Regions from separate parts of the Homo sapiens genome. Here region 1 is linked to region 2. A link is an interaction called in ENCODE POLR2A ChIA-PET data of the cell type or tissue named here. Cell type or tissue: A673. All regions are shown on one strand. Links, peaks and the distances in the headings refer to the core of each region. The heading gives the core; the rest is flanking DNA.

What was found. Peaks named below come from ENCODE experiments on the same cell type or tissue, not always from the same donor. Only the 100,000 strongest peaks of a DNase experiment are listed, where the experiment ranks them.
Region 1: POLR2A ChIA-PET joins it to region 2 with 12 read pairs; 1 of 35 experiments calls an interaction of 5 or more read pairs at or near these places.

Annotation. Positions count from the first base shown.
Region 1 is chr10:19,835,064-19,845,672 of GRCh38, reverse strand. All of the region lies in intron 1 of PLXDC2 (plexin domain containing 2), which reads right to left. Among named protein-coding and RNA genes, the nearest start is that of PLXDC2, 24 kb to the right of the region's middle. In A673, for the core only: no CTCF peak of the experiment used is centred there; DNase peaks (open chromatin) are centred at 5,842 and 6,142; H3K27ac peaks cover 880 bases.
Region 2 is chr10:18,911,885-18,922,493 of GRCh38, reverse strand. No RefSeq gene overlaps it. Among named protein-coding and RNA genes, the nearest start is that of MALRD1, 130 kb to the left of the region's middle. In A673, for the core only: a CTCF peak has its summit at 4,442 (motif pointing left); DNase peaks (open chromatin) are centred at 3,723, 4,413, 4,863, 5,253 and 1 weaker place; H3K4me3 peaks cover 2,572 bases; H3K27ac peaks cover 4,488 bases.

The sequences.
Region 1 (10,609 bases), core at 3,157-8,156, 920 kb before region 2:
GCAGTCAAGGAGCTGCAACATCACCAGGGCTATAACACTGCCTCTTTCATAAAGCTGTTTTCTTCTACCTCTAGCTTGCCCTTGAATTATTTTCTGGGGAAAGCTAAGAACTCTCATGGGGTAAGCTCCACTTTGGGGGTCACCTGCCCTGCATCACTACTAATTTGGTCACTCCTGACATGGCATGACTTACTGGGGAGAAGGGTTTCCCGCTAGGGCCTTGCTCTATCATTAACACTCAGAAGAAGAGTTTTCAAAGATCCCAAGGAACACCTCATGGCACAGGCTTAACGTGACACTTCCCCTCCTGCTTGCGATAAATTACCCTTACTCTCTACAGTTCAGTTTAACATTTCATCTGGCAAGAAGTCACCATAATTGTCTCTCCAAAGCTGCAGCAAAAAACAAATCCTACACGTTTATTACAATTTATGAGCACACTGGTGGAACCTTTGTGTTATGGCACACGTGGTGAGAATTTCAGACTTGGTGCAAGGGCCTTCTTCTATAGACAGGGAACGTGGAGAGCAGAGAAGGGAAGTGACCTGCCCCACAGGTTGGGGGTGGGCAACTCCCTATGAAAACCACATCTGGAAGCAGACAGCCTGCTAAGGAAGAACCTGTGTCATGTCCCAGTGGGTTCCTACCACACATAACAAGTGAATAACCAAAGCAAGATATTTTCTTGTACAATTAGATCCTGAACCAAAACTGGGGCTATATTCCTGGTTCCAATGTCCAGTACCCTGTGAATTTTGGCCATCATAAGTGACATTTTTGGACAGGTGTATTGGCTCTTGCCTGTAATCCCAGCACTTTGGGAGGCCAAGGCCAGAGCTCAGGAGTTCAAGACCAGCCTGGACAACATAGCAAGACCTCACCTCTACAAAAAGTTAAAAAAATGAAAATATTAGCCAGGTGTAGTGATGCGCGCCTGTAGTCCCAGCTACTCAGGAGGCTGAGGTGGGAGGATCACTTGAGCCCAGAAGGCAGAGGTTGCAGTGAGACATGGTCACACCACTGCACTCCAGCCCAGACGACAGAGCCCTACCTCAAAAAGAAAAAAGAAAAAAAAATATTGAAAAATAAAAATAAAAATAAACGGAGGAAAGAAAAGAAAAGACAGTGACCTTTTATAGGACCTCAACATCGCATTAGAAAATCCCTCATTCCTGTAGCCTTTGAAAAGCAAGACCCTCCTCTATTTGTGAGTGTCCGGTGGTTTGTAATACATCACTTTTGACTAAGTCACTACATTTCTACCCATTCAGGCACAGACTTCAGTGAGCATCCAGGAAAATGTCCAGCTTCATTCAGCTTTTTGGTTACTTAGTCATTTTGACTGAAACTCTGTACCCGCTGGGATAGGAACCATTCGTTCAAAAACAAATTTACAAAATAAACTATGATCCTAATCCAGTTTCTCCACTAAAAATCCGACTAATTTTTCAACAAATCATACTTTCGCTCTTCACAGTCACGTCAAAAAACGTTCTGCAAGAGAGAAATTGAGGTAATTGACGTTGAGAACACCGCTCACTACAGATACAATTTTCCTGTGTGTCTGTCTTATCTGTTCTTTAATTTTTTTCCATTTTTATTTATTTAGATACATAATATTTTACGTATTTGCAGAATACATGCCATATTTTGTCACATGTGTAGAATATATAACCATCAGTCAGGGCATTTGGGGCACCCATCACCTTCACTGTTTATCATTTTTATGTATTGGGAACACTTCAAGTCCTCTCTTCCAGCTATTTGAAATACACAATACAGTTTTGCTAACTACAGTCACCCTCCTCTGCTACAGAATGTCGGGGCTTATTTGTTCTATCAAACTGTATGTTTATACCCACTAACCAACCTCTCTTTATCCCCCTTTACCACCCACACACTCTTCCCAGGCTCTGATATCAGTCATTCTATTCTTTAGCTCCAGGAGATCACATTTTTTTAGCTCCCACATATGAATGAGAAACATGTGGGATCTTTCTTTCTGTTCCTGCCTTATTTCCCCTAATATAATGACCTCCAGTTCTATTCATGTTGTTGCAAATGACAGGATTTCATTCTTTCAGATAACTATTGTGTATATACACCACATTTAGTTATTTACTTATTTTTCCTGTACATTTCTCACTTCTCTTATTTTCTAATGTTTATTTTTCTGTCTCTGATTTTCTTCTTCACTAGAAAATATCTTAATGCAGCCAGAAGCTCTCAGTGGTACCCGTGGATGGTGTCCTTATGGAGGAATCCTACGATAACAGGGGTAGACTCTTTGGAAACCCAGAAAAACTTTACAAATAAAGAACATGAGAATAAATCGATATTGGATAAATTGACATTGAATAATTATCAAATTAATACCTTAGCTTTAAATTGTGAAACAAAAAAATAAGTATTCCATTGCATTTATCTTTTAAAATGCAGCAATGAAAAGCATGTTTACCACATAAACACTGTTTTCAAACAGTATTCATAAATAAGTCAATTGAGCTAAATGTGATTTAAAACTACCTTGGTGGGAAACCAAAATGCTGTAGATACAGTGGCAGATCGTTGTAAAGACATTAGGGGTCCGGTAAATTTTATAGAAAAAAAAATATGACATAAGTTAAAAGCATTACTAAGAAGGAGGATATGTAATAAAGGATAAAAATATATTTTTAAATTGAAGCTATGTGGGGAAAACATATCAGCCAATAAACACTGAATACATTTAGCTGTGCACTGCTTTTTTTAGTTACTCCTGTCAGATTTGTTTACATCATATCAGATAATATAAACATGACGTCAAAAGATAAGAAGGCTTTATAGAGCAAAAAAGAAAGCTCCATTTATGGCCTATATTAATAAGAATTCACAAGAGAGAGAAGGATATTCATTAACCCATATACGAGGAAAAGTCTATCCACAAGTTAAGACCTACATCCTTCTTCTAAATTTGCAATGTGTTTAGCTGCCTTCAAATTCACCTTCTCCGAGCAAGATAAAAGCTTCTTACTGGCTTAGGTTTTGCAGATAATCTTCTGGCCTATGAGTTGAAGTCAGCATGAGTGTTACTTATAAAGATGTTCATTATGCTGTGACTCAAACCAGTGGGAAAATAAGGTGGTTAAATGATCAAGGTTTCAGTGGGTAATACATGGGAGAAATCAACAGAGAGCAAGGACATTGGGAGCTGCAGTTGTCAGGACACTTCTTATGAAAGGACAGGGGTGGGAAATGTATACATTTAGCTGAACCCTAAAAAGTAATCCCAGCATTGAAGCCCATTACTGTACACCGGTGAGTATTATATGCCTCAACGCATGCTAAGAGGTCCTGGAATCATATCTCCATTCAGTGAAGAGACATAGATAACACTAGAGTACCAGGTTATCAAAATGACTCCAGTATCCTACTCCAAATCTGAAACCTCAATGTAAATACAGGGATCTGAAGCTACCTGTAAATATTATCATTTATTCTCCTTGTCAATTCTCAGCCTCCAGAGTAGCTGAGATCACAGGCATGCACCACCATGCCTGGCTAGTTTTTTAAATTTTTTGTAGAGATGAGGATTTTGGGATGTTGCTCTACCTGGTCTTGAACTCCTGGCCTCAAATGATCCTCCCACCTTGGCCTCCCTAAATGCTAGTATTATAGGCACCGGCCACTGTGCCTGGCCTCAAGTGGTTTTTAATGTGGGGCATGACAGACTATCCATTGGGGTGTTTGTTTCTTTTCATTTCTATTTTTTTGTATGTTATAATGTACATAATACTACTTACATTATAAACATACTGCTATGTACGTATATACTACTATGTTTGCTATAAAATACAAACAGAAATGAAAAGATGTACAGGCACATTAGATATAAATGAGCAATGCTGAATAAAAATCATCAGCACTTACTGAAAGTTTCCTATGTCTGGCATTCTGTTAGTCACTTTACCTGAATTAACTAATTTAATCCTCAAAGTCACGAATGAGGTAGAGGTTCTTATTATTCTCATTTTACAAATGAAGAAAGAAAGGCACAGAAGTCTATCTGTCTAAGGTCACAGCTAGTGACCAAAATAGATGGGGAAAAGATGATAGATAGACAGATAGGCAACACTTAAAAAAAAAAAAAAAAAAACCCTGAAACACACCATATTCTAACAATGGTCATTTATGATCACTAGATGATAAACAAGATTTTTCTTCTATATACTGTTTTGTATCTTCTAAAATATCTATAATGAACAGAATTGCCTTCATAACTTGAAAGAAATATGAAATAAGGAAAAGCATTAAGTTTTAAAATGGAAACACTGAAATTTAGTGAAAAAGGTAGAAAACCAAAAGACACACTGAAGAACAAGGTAGAAACTTACATTACTTGAGAAATAAAGAATGGGCATGGGCTGATTTTTTAATCATAATGTGCACATTTCAAAGTGTGATGATGGTCAAATGAATAAAAACAAATCTAAGAAACAAGCCTCCATCTGTGAAAATAAGCTTCAACAAGAAATGAAATCACTTTGAAAACGATGTAAGATTTGAAGAGAAGGATTCGAACACTGATGTTCCATGGTTCGGCTAATCAAAAATGCTCAAATGTTTTAGATTGTGATGGGTAAAGGACACAGAGCAATGCCTATTCTAGACAGCTGAGGAAAATTACTTGCTTCATAAGGATTCTAGGCAGGTTTCTGGAATTAAATTGGTGGCAGTAATCATGTTGTTATTAGTGTAATTGCTTTCTGACATCTGTTTCACTGTCATAATCAGTTCTCTGATAATAGCAAATGACATGAATAGTATATATCTAATCAGTAATATTCAATGCTTCACCAAAATAAAATTGAAATTATATACCAATTATATACACTCCTTACCAAATTCTCTTCAATCACGTAATATCACACATATGATATTTACTGCAATAATGAGGATAGGCCAGTCCTTACTGTCCTTTCCTAGTAATTTGTTTTCAATAATTTTTATGAGGTCATATAAATTAGAAGTTCCTTGATGAAATAAGAATGTATACATTGTGGCTGAAGGCATGAGGATGTGTAATTTTTAAACAAAATGTGTTTTTATTACATTTTTATTACCAAAGCTTACTATTCAATGTACTCTGTCTTGGAACTGTGAGCTTACTTAGTTTTTAATGATAAATTTAATATTAATAACAGTAAGATTGAAAGAGTATTTTAAGGCTGAGCCTGCCACCACAACTATGGTTATGACCTTCAAAAATAATATAAACTTCCTGGGTTATATTTGTAAAATGAAGAGATTGGACCAGATAGCCCCTAAATCCTCCATCTAGGAAAGTTTTGTAATCTTATTTGAAAGCTGCATACTTATCTAAAGCTTAAACACTTGAGTTTTTAGTTAATGTTAATCTTCTCCCTTCTCTGTAGCCAAATGAATAAAACTTTTATTTTAGTTTTAATCCTAAGAGATTCCTTTCCTGAAAAAAAAATAGCATTTCACAACTATATATAGATATTAACTGTCAATCCAAAACACATTGCTGACCACTGGCATTTCCAAGATAGATTTTAGTGAAGAAAAAGAATCTACAGGACATCAGTGCATCAGAAAATGACAGGAGAGTGGTGAACAAACCCTTTGGGTTCCAGTAACATTACACAGGAAATTAGTTAACATTTAGTTTTTGTCTTCAATTATTCCTCCTTATCAAGAAGTGATTTAAAAAATTCTACTGCCAACCTATTCAAACGATGAAATTTTAGATTGTTTGAAGATCTAAATGGCTATTTAGAATGAAAGCAAGTTAATTTTCCTTCAACCTTTGTTATCATAAGATGTTAATACATATGTAACCTTAACAGGAAGCAAGAAAGTAAATGGATGTATGCCCAAAATCTACATTCTAAAGAGTCTGCCGTTACACATTAATCTCTGTCGAGTATCTCTAGTATCTGTTTAACAAAAAAGTAACAGTTACCATTGGTGAACGCCCCAGATCAGGTACTAAGAATTCTCTGTTTCATATTTTAATCATCACAAAAAAAAAAAACACCAACATGTGAGGTGGGCATTATCATTTGATTTTACAGAAGACAAAACCAAAGAATTAAGGGTGAAGCAATTTCCCAAGTACACAGAATTAATAATTCATGAAACTTGGAATCAAACCCAGGCCAGTTCTTTAAGGCCCCTGTGAGCTGAGTCTAGTTCAGTGGTGTCCAATCTTTTGGCTTCCCTGGGCCACATTGGAAGAATTGTCCTGGGACACACGTAAAGCTCACTAACACTGAAGATAGCTGATAAGCTTAAAAAGAAATTGCAAAAAAATCTCATAATGTTTTAAGAATGTTTACGAATTTGTGTTGGGCTGCATTCAAAGCTGTCCTGGGCCACATGCCCAGGGCACATGGGCCATGGGTTGGACAAGCTTTCTAGACCTTTCTCTGTTGTTTCTTAGCTGAAGGTAGCAGAGCAGTAACTTTTTTTTTTTTTTTTTTTGAGACTGAGTTTCGCTCTTGTCTCTCAGGCTGGAGTGCAATGGTGGGATCTCTGCTCACTGCAGCCCCTGCTTCCCAAGTTCAAGGGATTCTCCTGCCTCAGTGTCCTGAGTAGCTGGCATTACAGGCACCCACCACCGTGCCTGGAAGATTTTTGTATTTTTATTACAGACGGGGTTTCACCATGTTGGCCAGGCTGGTCTTGAACTCCTGGCCTTAGGTGATCCACTGGCCTCGGCCTCACAAAATGCTGGAATTATAGGCATGAGCCACCACACCTGGCCCCAGAGCAGTAATCTTAAGCGATGCTTATAAGGAGCCGAAGCTTAAACTTGTAACACCTAGAGTCATCAGAATTCACTGGTGAGCACCACAATCCAGTTTGCATGTGTCACCACTTTTCTAATCAACCAGCACATTGTTAAAATTAGCAATTATATCACACTTATTTATCTTTATTCCCAATTATGAAATAACCATGAAAATAAATTCAATTAAGCATAATTCAGATGGAACTGTTTGAACAGGCTGCGGTTGTGTACACTGTCACACTCAATTTCCAAAACAGGCTTTTATAGCAAACATTTCTATCTTTGTTCTATAAGACTGAATAATTGACTTCAGTTCATCTGAGCTCACACTTTTCAAAAGCATTTCAACACCTTCATAAATTTAAGGAGACTATAGCAAAGTGACTTGTCTGTTTTACTTGGACTTAAATTGCTCTGATTACAGATTTCCAATGTTGTATTTATTATCATGGGCTAGGAAACAACAGAGTAAAGTTAACAAATAGTATAGAAAATACTAAAAGCTTGAGTTGTTTTCAGTCTTTTATACGTAAATGAATAATTCCATAATCTATTCTAGCAATACAAGTGAATATTTAGAAACTGGAAGTTTAAATTTTTTAAAGTTATATATTAGCCGGGCATGGTGGTTCACACCTGTAATCCAAGCACTTTGGGAGGCCTAGGTGAGAGGACTGCTAGAGCCCAAAAGTTTGAGACCAGCCTGGGCAACATAGCAAGACCCTGTCTTTACAAAAAAACTTAAAAATATTGGGAGTCTGGGGTGGAAAGACGGTTTGAGCCCCAGGAGTTGGAGCCTGCAGTGAGTCATGATCGTACCACTGCACTCCAGTCTGGGCAATAGAATGAGACCCTGTCTCAAAAATAAATAAATCAATAAATATATAAATTTATTGAATTGTAACTATTTTTTCCTTCTTGTTTCACCAAAATGCAAGTAATGGACAGAGGAAATGGTTTTACGTTAGTCACTTTTTGCTAATATCTTGTCAGGTTAAGAGTCTTACATGAACAAGAAATAAACTAAACCAAAACAAAAAGGACAGGCCTCGGTTGCTGATTTATGTGGAAGCATGTGACAAAGCAATTTACATAGGCAAACAATGATAAATGACCTAACAAGTTCAGTTACAAACTGAACGATCACTGCAGACTGATGCACATTTATATTCTATGTTTGCATTTCTGCATGTCTTATAAAACAAATTGCAAAATCCATTAATTTTGCATTTTGGTGTTTTTGTGTTTGCAACTCATTACAAAGTTAAACTAGGTCGGATCATTTCAGCAAGCACAAACTATGTAACCACCTTAGCATTCACCCATAAATATTGTAAAATTATCAGAACCTGACCTAAGCCACCCATTTATCATCTTTTACTTTCTTTCCAACTCATTTATTTGTCTCTGCCTGCCCACCAACACACACATACACACACACACACACACACACACACACACACACACTCTCTCTCTCTCTCTCTCTCTCTCACTTACTCAATGAGAAAACAGAGCAATGTTGCAATTACTAAGAGAAACAACCGTATGATCTATCCTGAAAGATAACCTACTGATAAGAAGGGCTTATGTGTTTTAACTTTTGTTCTTGTTTGTAATTTCAAACTTGCATAAGCTTGATATTTCACTTCATTTCTTTTTTTTACTTCAACCTGGTGAGGAATGTCTTGCTGGGTAACATGTTACAGGTGATTACAATCAGCCCTTTTAGTCCTCAAACAATCTTATAAAACAACTGTTGATAAAAAAAAAACCTTCAATTCACCTCGCAAGCAATACTTGGAGAAAATAAATAATGTCTCTTTTATAAGACTTTACAGTTTCTTAGTGAGAAGAGAGTTCCAAAAATTTCTTGAAAGGCAATTTTGAACTTATTCCCTGATTCCTTAAACACAAATAAAGGCTAGAAAGTCCCTATTTCACAAATGCTTACTGAGTACCTAATATGTGCAAGGGACTATTTTAATCACCACAAAAATTCATCTTCGCAAGAGCCATAAAATTAATTACAGTGAGGAAAAACAACATTCTTTCTTCTATTTATTATTGTAATTCCCGATCTCCTTATTGGCGAAAGAACAATGGAGTCAGGATTGCCTTTCTTTCAGGGTGTAAAATTGACTTTAAAAAGTGGCTGAAACTAAACAAATTATTTTACATATCCTGGTCTTGAATGCAGCTGTTATTTCTTTATGCTGTTAGAACCATTTCGTAGCCCCAGACTTCACTGATAAAATAAAATGGAACTTACTCATTTTTCCTGCTGCCACTTCTTAAGATGAGATTCTCTTTCCAACAAACTTGATTCTATTTGAGTGATTTCATGGATTTAAGGACTTCAGGTTACATAAAACGTGATATCATCTAAGCCTTAATTAAATTTTTATTAGGTGTCACAGCAATATTCTTGCAAGTGATAAAAGAAAGCCTTTTTAAAGTCAAGTTGCATTTTTGGAAGGCTGTGATCATTTTTGTTGAGACAGTGATCCTAACATGGTTTCCTGTATTGCTAGTATAGATTCTCAACTCACTTATGCACCTACTGATTGTCTTCCCCCATGCCTATAAATGAGCTCAAATCTCCTTTGCCGGCAAAAAACCCTCTCTTCTCTTATGTTCCCCTCTGGCCACTCCCTCTCTGTCATTTACTTCCCAACCATACTCTTTTTTTTGTTTTCTTTTCAGACAGGGTCTCACTCTGTTGCCCAGGCTGGAGTGCGGTGGACCAATCTTGGCTCACTGCAGCCTCAACCTCTTGGGCTCAAGAAATCCTTCCACCTCAGCTTCCAGTGTAGCTGGGACCACAGATGTGCACCACCACATCCTGCTAATTTTTTTATTTTTATTTTTGTAGAGATGGGGTCTCACTTTGTTGCCCAGGCTGGTCTCAAACTGCTGGGCTCAAGCGATCCTCCCATGTCAGCCCCCCAAAGTGCTGAAATTATGGCTGTGAGCCACCACACCCAGATCCCAGCCATGCTTTTTAAAAGGCTGGCACGTCATCCACCTTACTGCATCCTTCTCTGATCTTCATCACTACCCTACCACAATCTGCCACCAGCTAGCCACCATTCCTCCACCAAAACCACTCTTATTGAATTCCCTGATCTGTCCTAGTGATGCTTTTCCTAATCTGCCTCTCACTCTAGGTGGCTCCTCCTATATCTCCCGCCTGGGGGCCCATTCCTCAGTTTCCCCTTCCCAGACCAGCTCTCTAGGACTCTGACCTTGACCCTCTGCTCTTCTCTGATTATTCCTGCTCACTGGCTGGTTCCCATCACCACCAGATACACCTCGATGATTTGACATCCTGAACTCATCTGAGCCCTCCCTGCTGAGCCCCAGTCCTGGGAGAGTTGCTGTCTTCACTGGTATGTCCCATGAGCACCTCAGTACTCGCCAAGTCTAAGGTTGAGCTCATGTTTCTATTCCCTAAAGCACCTGGAAAACATGAGAATTATCTTAGCTATCCTCCTCTTATCTGAAGCCTGCATCACATTCCATCTTTATTGATCCAGTAGTGCTGAATTTGGTCTATCTCTAGACCTGCCCTTCCTAGCTGCTCTCCACACTAGAGAGACCCTTTGAAGAGCCCATCTGAGTTTGTCACTCAGCTGATAAAAAACCTGTCTGGGTGCGGTGGCTCAAGTCTGAAATTTCAGCACTTTGGGCCAACTGTCAACTTCATGGGAGAATTCAACACCCGGCTAGGTGTGCAAGGCCCTTCCTAATCTTGTGCCTGCTCTTGCCCAACAGGCAAGGGCAGTTCCCTGAAGATTTCACAGTTCTCTGCCC
Region 2 (10,609 bases), core at 2,557-7,556:
ACCTTGAAATGGAAAGGAAAAACAATAGCAAATGCCAAGCAGGATAATAAAACAAACAAACAAATATCTAGGCACATTACAGCCAAATGGCTGAAAATAAAGAGTTGAGAGAAAATCTTAAAATCAACCAGAGGAAAATGAGTATTACATTTGGAAAAGGGGAGCAACAATAACCAAAAAACAAAAACAAAAAACTTATTAAGGGCCAGAAAACAATACAACAACATCTTTAAAGTACTGGAAGAAAAATCTCAACCCAGAATTCTAACCTCCTGCAAATATTCCTTGAAAAATTACAGCAATAACTTAACAAAAATAGCTAACTTTGGATGAACTTTGAAGATATTATGCTAAGGGAAATAAGCCAGTCACAAAAGGACAAATCCTGTATTACTCTATGCAGATGAAATAACTAAAGGGTCAAAAATCATAAAAACAGTAAGTAGAAATCTGATTAGAGGAAAGAGAGAGTATTTATATCTAATGGTATAGAGTTTCAGTGTTGCAAGCTGAGAAAGTTGTAGAGATCTGTTGCACAAAAATACTTAACACTACTAAACTATATACTTGAAAATGGTTAAGATGGCAAATTTAATGTTAAGTGTTTTTATCATAATAAAATAAAGTTTAAAAAGCTATAAAAATAAAGACATTTTTAGATATATGAAAATTAAATTTGTCAGCAGCAGACATGCATTACAAGAAATGTTAAGGAAAGTACCTGAAGCTGAAACAACACCAGATGAAAACCTGGATACAAGTAAAACCGGGTAATAACTCAGGTAAATAAGAGCTGCATAAATGGAATTAAACTGATGCCAAATTGCTATTTTTGCTGGAATTAAGTCAGTATTAACTTGAAGTAGATGAAATATATAATATGCATCATTTTCATGGGTATATGATACATTCTGCAGACAATATTGTAGGCCATAATACAAGTTTCAAGAATCTTTGAAGTATTTAAATAAAACAAAATGTATTCTCTGACCACAATGGAACTAAATTAGCAATCAGTGGAAAGAAATATGAGAAACCCCTAAATATTTGGAAATTAAATGATACATATTTAAATAACACAAGTCAAAGAAATCACAAAGCAAATTAGAAAATTTCTTGAACTAAGTGAAAAAAAAACAAACTCCACAACATATCAACATTTAAGTAATGCAGTGAAAGCAGTGTCACTTGGCCCTTGTCACATGACTCTGAAGGAATTAGGGCTCAGGGAATCTAGAAAATTTTGGAATGATTCCTATTGCTATTGCTGTGAGTTGCATACTGTCCTTTGCCTCTGACCCAAGAGTCTTGTATCTTTTTCCAGGATCCAAAATCTGTGGCAGGCTACCTTGTTAACTCAGAAGTAGAATAAAATCTCAGATCCTTCACAGTTCTTGACAAAGATCTATAAATCATAATCCAGGAACAGATCTAGTATATTTAAGAAGTTAATGTTTAACAAAGGAGGAATTTTAATTCAGTGGAAAACTGTGAAGTTCAACAAATGGTATTGAAACAACTGGCTTTCCAACTGGAATAAAATTAAAGCAGACTCATTATTTCACCATGTACATCAATAAATTTCAGAAGAACAAAACACTTAAGTGTAAAACATAAAACAATAAAATTCACACACAGTTTATAATCTCAGGGGATCGTCTTTACCATAGAGAGAAATCCAGTAGGTATAAAAAGAAACTTATTTAAGTTACAAAAGTTTCAAAAAATTGTACGACATTAGGTACCAAAATGTAACAGATAAACAAGAGACACTGATAATATTGCAATGCAAACAAAAAAGATTAACATATAATATGATGAATTATGCCATGAGCTTTTAAAAATAGGCAAGGCGGAGATAAACTAACCTGTAGAAAACTACACAAGGATATGAAAAGGCAATTCATGAACTCCTGATCTCAGGTAATCCTCTGGCCTCGGCCTCCCAATGTGCTGGGATTATAGGTGTGAACCCTGTCTCTACTAAAAACACAAAAATTAGCCAGGCGTGGTGGCGTTTGCCTATAGTCCCAGGCTACTTGGGAGGCTGAGACGCAAGAATTGCTTGAACCCAGGAGACAGAGGTTGCAGTGAGCTGAGACTGTGCCCGCGCCACTGGGCAACAGAACGAGGCTCCATCTCAAGAAAAAAAAAAAAAAAAGAAAAGAAAAATGAAAAGGCAATGCACAGATCTTACCCAAATGACAAAAAATATATATATTAGAAAAAGATGTCCAATTATAGTAGCAATAAGAGTGCAAATGAAATTTGCTGTGATATAATATGCTATCCTCATAGGCAAAAATTAAAAATTATCATCTCTTACAGATGGAGCATAAGAGAACATAAGATTATATTCTTATATACTTCCTACGGAAATGTAGCTTGCTAGAAACTTTTGGAAAATGATCGATCAACAACTATTAAAATTAAGAATATTGAATGTGTACTCCTTCAAAATAGCAACCAGACATATGTACAAGAATATTAATTGCAACACCGTTCATAATGACTGAAAGTGCAAACACACTGAATGCCCATTGTCAAAAGAATACTGGACAACTTATAGGATACACGACCATGACATATTATATAGCCAATCAAAAGAATAAATAAGAAGTAAACCATTGAATTTGAAAAGATTTCCAACTGCATTAAATGAGAAAAGCAAAACTCAGGAAACTGTATATTACTTAATTATTATTCATATCCATATATGTATATTTTATGTGATTATATAAGCATGAAAAAAATAGGAAAATCATGTTGTTAACATGGTATCTCTGTGTAGAGATGGTCAGTTTGATTTGATGGGAGAGGAAAGAAAAAAAAGAGTTCAGCAAAATGTAGAAGTGGATTCATAATATCATAAATTCATGAAATGTGTTCATTTCCATGGCTGTGTGTCTGTAAAATTTAACCATCAAACAACAAAGGAGTGTTTGAATACATAATAAGAAAATAATAGAATCTCTAAGTTATTGTGGTAAAAGGTGGAAAAGTACTCATTTTGATTAAGTAATCTGGCCTTAAATTTTGCCTTTGCCAATTACTAGCCTTGAAACTTTGGGCAAATTCAATAATCTCCCTGAGCCTCAGTTTCCTCATTTGCAAAATTTTATTAGACATATCCTAAATTATTTAGTTTCACAGGGTTGTTACAAAGGTTACATTCTATAATGTATGTTACATTTATAATAAATTGTAAAATTTGTACTGCATGACTGTTATTATTGTATTATAATTAGAATTATATAAACTATAGATTGCATCCTAACCTTTCCATAAGCTGCTAAAGTTATCACTATGCAGAAATTATCCAGTCTTACTTCCAAAGTAAGGCAATGTTGGCACCGAAATGGAAAAGAATGATAAAAATCTTAAGCATATAAGTGGAGACTAATTTACTATAAGCTTTCCTTACAGCAACCATAACTTACCCTCCAAAATTTTTGGTTAAATCTAGGGCAACCTGAGTATCTTTCATCAGAAATATTGGACGTGCACAATTTGTATTTGACCTTGTTCACAGTAACGCAAAATACTGAACAGGTGTTATTTTTCTGATTCTGCCTTACTGTTTCCTCACTTACCCATGTAACCATGAGGAAATCCAGAGTGAACATTAGAGATAAAGGAATCAGCTGCAGATTACTATAGAACCCAAGAGTCACCCCCATACTGGCCAATTACTGGTAGAGCAAAATTCTCAGTTGCATTCTCAGCCTTGCTACTCATAGTGTGGTTCATGCCCCCAGCAACGTCAGCATCAGCTGACAGTTTATTAACGTGAATCATCTTAGGTCCCACCTCAGGTCAGATGAATACTCTGCATTTCAACAAGATTCCCTGGGTGATTTATTTGTACATTACAGTCTAACAAGCAAAGTCCTAAGCTATGTCTATCATGGAAAGTTATATACGGCTGCATAGATGCACGAACTGTTAGAAAAGGACATCAGAAGTCATTCTGGCCAGTGATTTTTCTGGCCATTGTGGTGGCTCACGTCTGTAATCCCAGTGCTTTGGGAAGGTAAGCTGGGAGGATGGCTTGAGGCCAGGAGTTCAAGACCAGCCTGGGAAACATAGCAAGCCCATCTCTACAAAAAATAAAAAGCCTTAGCTGGGTGTGGTGGTGCATGCCTGTAGTCCCAGCTACTCAGGAGGCTGAGGTGGGAGGCTCACTTGAGCCCAGGAGGTTGAGGCTACAGTGAGCTCTGATGTTGCCACTGCACTTCAGCCTGGGAGACAAAGCCAGACATTGTCTCTAAAAGCATATTTTTAAAAAGGTGGATTTCGTGAGCCAGCTTGAAGGAGAGTTGTTGGTGGATGGAGTTTGTAGGAGTTGTGTGTCTATGTGAGGCAAGGGGTGGAGGTGGGTATAGGTAGGGAAAGACAGTGAAAGTGGTATAGCGGAGGGCTTGCCATCTGCTGGTTACAACTTGCCTAGCCCTGAAGATGCCTATCTCAGCGCTATAGAAAGGAACGTCAGGCCAGCCAGGCGCGGTGGCTCACGCCTGTAATCCCAGCACTTTGGGAGGCCGAGGCAGGCGGATCACGAAGTCAGGAGATCGAGACCATCATGGCTAATATGGTGAAACCCCATCTCTACCAAAAAATACAAAAAAAATTAGCCGGGCGTGGTGGCGGGTGCCTGTAGTCCCAGCTACTTGGAAGGCTGAGGCAGGAGAATGGCGTGAACCCGGTAGGTGGAGCTTGCAGTGAGCCCAGATCACGCCCCTGCACTCCAGCCTCAGCAACAGAGCAAGACTCTGTGAAAGAAAGGAAGGAAGGAAGGAAGGAAGGAAGGAAGGAAGGAAGGAAGGAAGGGAGGGAGGGAGGGAGGGAGGGAGGGAGGGAGGGAGGGAGGGAGGAACGGACGGAGCGGGAGGGAGGAACGGACGGAGGGGGAGGGAGGGAGGAAGGAACAAACGAATGTCAGACCAAAACTGAAGGTCTACCCCTCTGGAACCCTGGGAGACTTCTGCTCACAAGTTGTGCTGCTTTGGTTCCAGGTAGCAAAATGTCACAAAATGGAAAAAGAGACTGTCTTCACACTTCAACCTGGGACAAGAACACGATGATGGTCAGCAGAGGACTTCAGGAAAAGCTTACTTAGAATTTCTCCCAATGCTGGAAAGCAATCATCGGGAAGAGAGGAAGCATAGACCCCCACATATTCTCCTGATGGCCACTGGTACCTCTGACTGCACTGAAGCAGCCCCAAGCAGCATCCTGGGACTCAGCATCGAGGGAGAACTGGCGTAGTAGAGAAGAACAGAATGAGCTTTCTCACCGCAGAGGAGTGAAAAAGCCTTGCTTTCGAGACACTTCTGGAGACATCCTAAAGTAACAGAGGCAGGGCTCTGGATGCTCTGCATAGGGAGGTGGTGAGGAGAAAGGTTGGTTTTGTTTCTTCATTTTACTTTTTTTTTTTCAAGAGACAGGATCTCACTCTGTCACCTAGGCTGGAGTGCAGTGGCAGGATCATAGCTCACTGCATCTCCAACTCCTGGGCTGAAGCAATCCTCCTGCCTCAGCCTCCCCAGTAGCTGGGACTACAAATACAAGCCATCGTATTCAGGTAAAATTTTTTATTTTATTTTATGTAGAGATAGAGTCTCACTACATTGTCCAGGCTGGCCTTGAACTTCTGGCCTCAAGAGATTCTCCACCTCAGCCTCCCAAAGTACAGGGACTACAGGTGTGAGCTACCACTTCCAGCTAAAGATTGTCATTTTTTAATGTGATTCCATTTGTCCTCCCATGCTAACTCATGTACCTTCATGTCACTTGGGGAAATACAGGTGACATTATGCAACATTTCTGTTTTCTTCTTTCTAAAACAGCAGCTAAATGTGGTTAAGCCATTCTTAGCGACTTCTAAGTTTCTAGGACCAAAGAGTTTCTATGTATTCAACGTATTTACCCACTTGGAAGCACAAATATAGCCGATTGATTTATATATTCCTAGTGGTAATATTTATAGTTAATGAAAGCATCAGACTTCATTCTTTAAAGCTATTTTTCCAGGATGGTAAAAAATGATTGCTAATACGTTATCTTGTTTTAGACTACATTTTTTCTTGTCATTGACAATGAAAATGTGCCTGTTTTTTATAGAGAGCAAGTTTAAGAAGATGTTTTCTATATTCTTAATTTAATTTGGTGATTATATAATCATCTCTCCTCTAAGGGAAACCAATGGCACTGCGGGTTTTTTTTTTTTTTTCTTATTCTCTGAACTAAACTCCTACAATCAAACAAAGAGGAGGCAGGACAAAAGTGTCTATTCATTTATAAGTAAAATAAATTGAACCTTGACTTATTAGAAAATGCAATTTGAGAATGAAAAATTACTTTCTTCACATAATGGCTTGGCATTTCTCATCCTTGCATACATCTGTTTCTTTTAAACTCTTAGCTTTTAGGCCTTGGCTGTTTTCATTATATTTAGAAAAATTGTCTTCAATTACATGACCCCAAACCAGGCCCTGGGCTCTTTACAAATCCATTTCTAATGTGCTGATCTTTATGCTGTACCTCAAAGACTCTTATCACTACGACTGAATGATACTTCATAATGCTGGAGAATCACTATTCCCAGCATCTTGAACAGTAAATGAATAGTCAAGCAAAACAGAATCCTAGTGCTATGTACAACTGTCCTTGAGAAGCTAAAAACACGAGATGTTTCAGATCTCAAATTTCAGCCCACATTCTCCCATCAAATGGTCTCCATTACAAAGGACTTCTAGTGCAGGTGGTAACATTTTTGACATTTATTTAACAAAAATGTATTAAACACCTAATATGTGCTTGCACTGATCCTTGTACTTGGAACTAGACCATGACCAAGATATGTAGAATTGTTCATGACTGTATCTGTGTCAATGTGGCTTTTAGTTGATTCCATTTCTATCTGTAGATTCCAGAAGGAAATAATCACATATGAGAAATATTTAATCCATAAGACAAGGTACTAGTTATGATATCAACAACTTGCTAAAAAGAAATGGTAGATATAGAATAAAGTGCAGTATTCCCCTGGCATTATGTGCTATTCAAGTCCTTGGTTTCTACTTCTCTTTATTGGACCCCACTTCCCACCACTAAGAGGGACAAGAGAGACTTGAAAGAAGCATGTGCTTTGCTCTTTGCTGATTCAATAGCAAGTCAACATCTCAACTTGTGGGCAGAAAATGTTGCTTCCAATGGCAGAAATCAATTAATTTGAGGGAAGCATCCTTCTTCTTGATTTAAGTGTAGTCTTTTACTACACACACTTTCATTTCCTGTCAATGAGAAGCAAAAGTAAAGGTGTTCTTGGAATGCATTTCTATTTAAAAAAAATTAAATGGTCAGGCACGGTGGCTCACGCCTGTAATCCCAGCACTTTGGGCTGTAATCCCAGTTCTTTGGGAGGTTGAGGCAAACAGATCATAAAGTCAGGAGTTTGAGACTATCCTGACCAACATGGTGAAATCCCGTCTCTACTGAAAATACAAAAATTATCCAGGCTTGGTGGCGCACACCTGTAATCCCAGCTACTCAGGAGGCTGAGGCAGGAGAATCGCCTGAACCTGGGAGGCAGAGGTTGAAGTGATCCGAGATTGTGCCACTGCACTCCAGCCTGGGCGACAGAGTGAGACTCCTTCTCAAAAAAAAAAAAAAAAAAAAAAAAAATTAAATGTAGATATAAATATACATGCAAAAGGATATTCCTTGCAGCAATGTTTGTAACAGTAAAAACTAGAAGCATCCTCAGCGTCTATCACTGGGGTCAGATTAATGAATTTTAGTAAAATACTATGCAGAATCAAAATCATGCTGTTTTTGCATTGTGGTAGGCTATATTCATTACCCCAATTTTTCACAGCTCCTGGTATTCACATTCTTTGTTAGTATATGCCCACACTGATTCTGCACTTGACCTTGTGATGGGCTTCAGTCAATAGGGTAATGGCAAATTCAATGCAAATAGAGGTTTGATAAAACTCTCATTGCCTCTGCATCAGCTCTTGGATCCCTGCCTCTGTAATTATAACATGCCTGAGCTAGCCTGCTTAAGAGACGTGAGAGGTAAATGGTGAAAAGCCAAGCTTTCCAGCTGATACCATTATAGACCAGCCAGCTCCTAGCCCACTTACTAACAGATGCATAAAAAAAAATACAACTAAGATCAACCTATATTTGAAGAACTACCAGCTGAAGCTATAGACACATGAAAGGTAAAAAAGGGCTATTGTTTTAAGTCATTAAGCTTTGGGATATTTTCTTACACAGCATTACACTGGTAATAGATTAATGAAATGTACTAACTCAATTTCAAAAAAAATATACTATTGAGTCATGAAGGCAAGTCAGAAAAATGATTATAGGATGATTACATTATACAAAAAAGATGTCTGATTCATATATAGAAAAAAGATCTAGTACAGAGGGATATATACCAATATTTACAATATTTACCTCTAGGAAGAAAAATAGATTGGGGAGTATAAGGTAGATTCTTACTTTAAAATCTATATAATCTTTATTGATTTAAAAAAATTTTCCTAGTGAGCATATTTTCATGCATTACTTATATAATTTTTAAAAATCTTCAAGACAAACCACAGCTATAAATATCACCATCACAATATATATTTTCTCTTCACCTAGCTCATTTGTTAAAAGGACATAAAACTTTATGTGATGAATATTTTAGTGAAATTTCATGTGACTTGCAGAACACTTTGAAAATTGAAAATTGTTTAAAAACCTCTTCAAGGAAGATGTAAGATAAACAGGCAGACAGCAAGCATAAGAACAGATGTGTGGTTTACTAAGTTCTTCATACTATTTAAATATAGCCTTAATTAGGTTAGATGGGAAACAACAGAAAAAGAAACACTCAGAATCCTCTTGAACTATCTGGGAGGTTCAGCATTGTCAGTACAGTAGATATAAATACTATTTCCTTGAGCACAGAATTGTCCCAGTACTTCAGTTGTGAGAGATGTTATCATTTTAGAGCACCTAATTCTAAAGCATCTTTATTAAGGAAGTGTCTTAGTCTGTTTTCTTTGCTATAATGGAATACCACAGACTGGGTAATTTACAAAGAACAGAGGTTGATTTTGCTCACAGTTCTGGAGGCCAGGAAGTCCAAGCACATGGTCGCGGCATCTGGTGAGGGCCTTCTTGCTACATCATAACATGGCAAGAGGCCAAGAAAGTGCCAGTTCAGGTCTTTATCTTCTTATAAAGCCATCAGCTTCATCATGGGAAACCCTGCCTGATGACCTTAACTAACGCTAATTATCTCCCAAAGACCCCACCTCCACGTAACATCAACATATGAATTTGGGAATTAAGTTTCCAACACATACAATTTGGGGGACATACTCAAACCATAGCAGAAAGTTTCCATTAAGAATCATAAATTTTGAGTTTGATAATTTGGTATTTATATCCCAATTTAGTCACTTTTTCAATCTTTTGGAGTCGGAATTTTTAAATCTACATAAAAAGGTAAATCTATGTAGATTCTCACAAGATAATTGTGAGGGTTAAATAAGATACTTCCCTTCACTATATAAATAAATAATATTATTTAAATACCTTTTGAACCCACCAATAAAACACACAGAAGACAATCACTTATGGGGTAAGATTTTGAGAAAACCTGAATTTATTTTCCTGACCCTAAATATCATCCCCTCTCATTTATTCTGGATCATTGAAATTTTGCATTAGGAAATCCTTTACTTGGTTTAAAGAATGTTCCTTTTTTAGAATTTTACATCTAAAATCCCTAAGGGGAGAGTGAAACCTTAATGTAAGAATAGTGAGTCTGACCTTCACTAACTATGCAATGATGGCTACAATAAACAACTTATTTTGCAAAATTGTGAGAATCAAATAAGGTACTGAATATAATCATGCCTAGCACTAAGAATGGGTCATGTTAAGAAAGTAATAAACATTCTGTTGATCATTCTGACAAATCCAGTCCTGTTAAGTAGATTCCTAAAGCCTTCAAAATCCCTTTGAAAAAAAGCAGCTCAACAGAACTATAGATACCTAAAACATTACTATCAGATGGAGCTGTTAGACAAACTTTTATTGAGCTCCTGTCATCTGCCAGGTACTATAATAGACCTAACAATTGAAAGTCAAGTAAAATAAAAATAAAGGTCTCCACAAAATTCCCTATCTAGATTAGAAAAAAATGAAGGAAATAAGAATTCATTAAATAATGTGTTAAATGCAGTAACACAGTTGTGTTCGGGGTGCTATGGAACGAACCAACACAACAATGCTAGATTTCTAGTCCAGCTCTGTCCAAATATGTCAGCCACCAGCCATATGTGGATAGTGTGACTAAATAACTGAATTTTAAATTTTATTTAATTTTTATTAATTTAAACTAAAATGGTCACATAAGCTAGTAGTTACCATATTAAAGAGTGCAAATTTAAACATTTCCATCACTATGGAAATCTCTGTTGGAAAGTGCTGCTCTAGACAAGGAGTCAGTAAACATTTTCTGTAAAAGAGCAGATAATAAATTTCTTTTTTTTTGAGATGGAGTCTCACTTTGTTGCCAGGCTGGAGTGCAGTG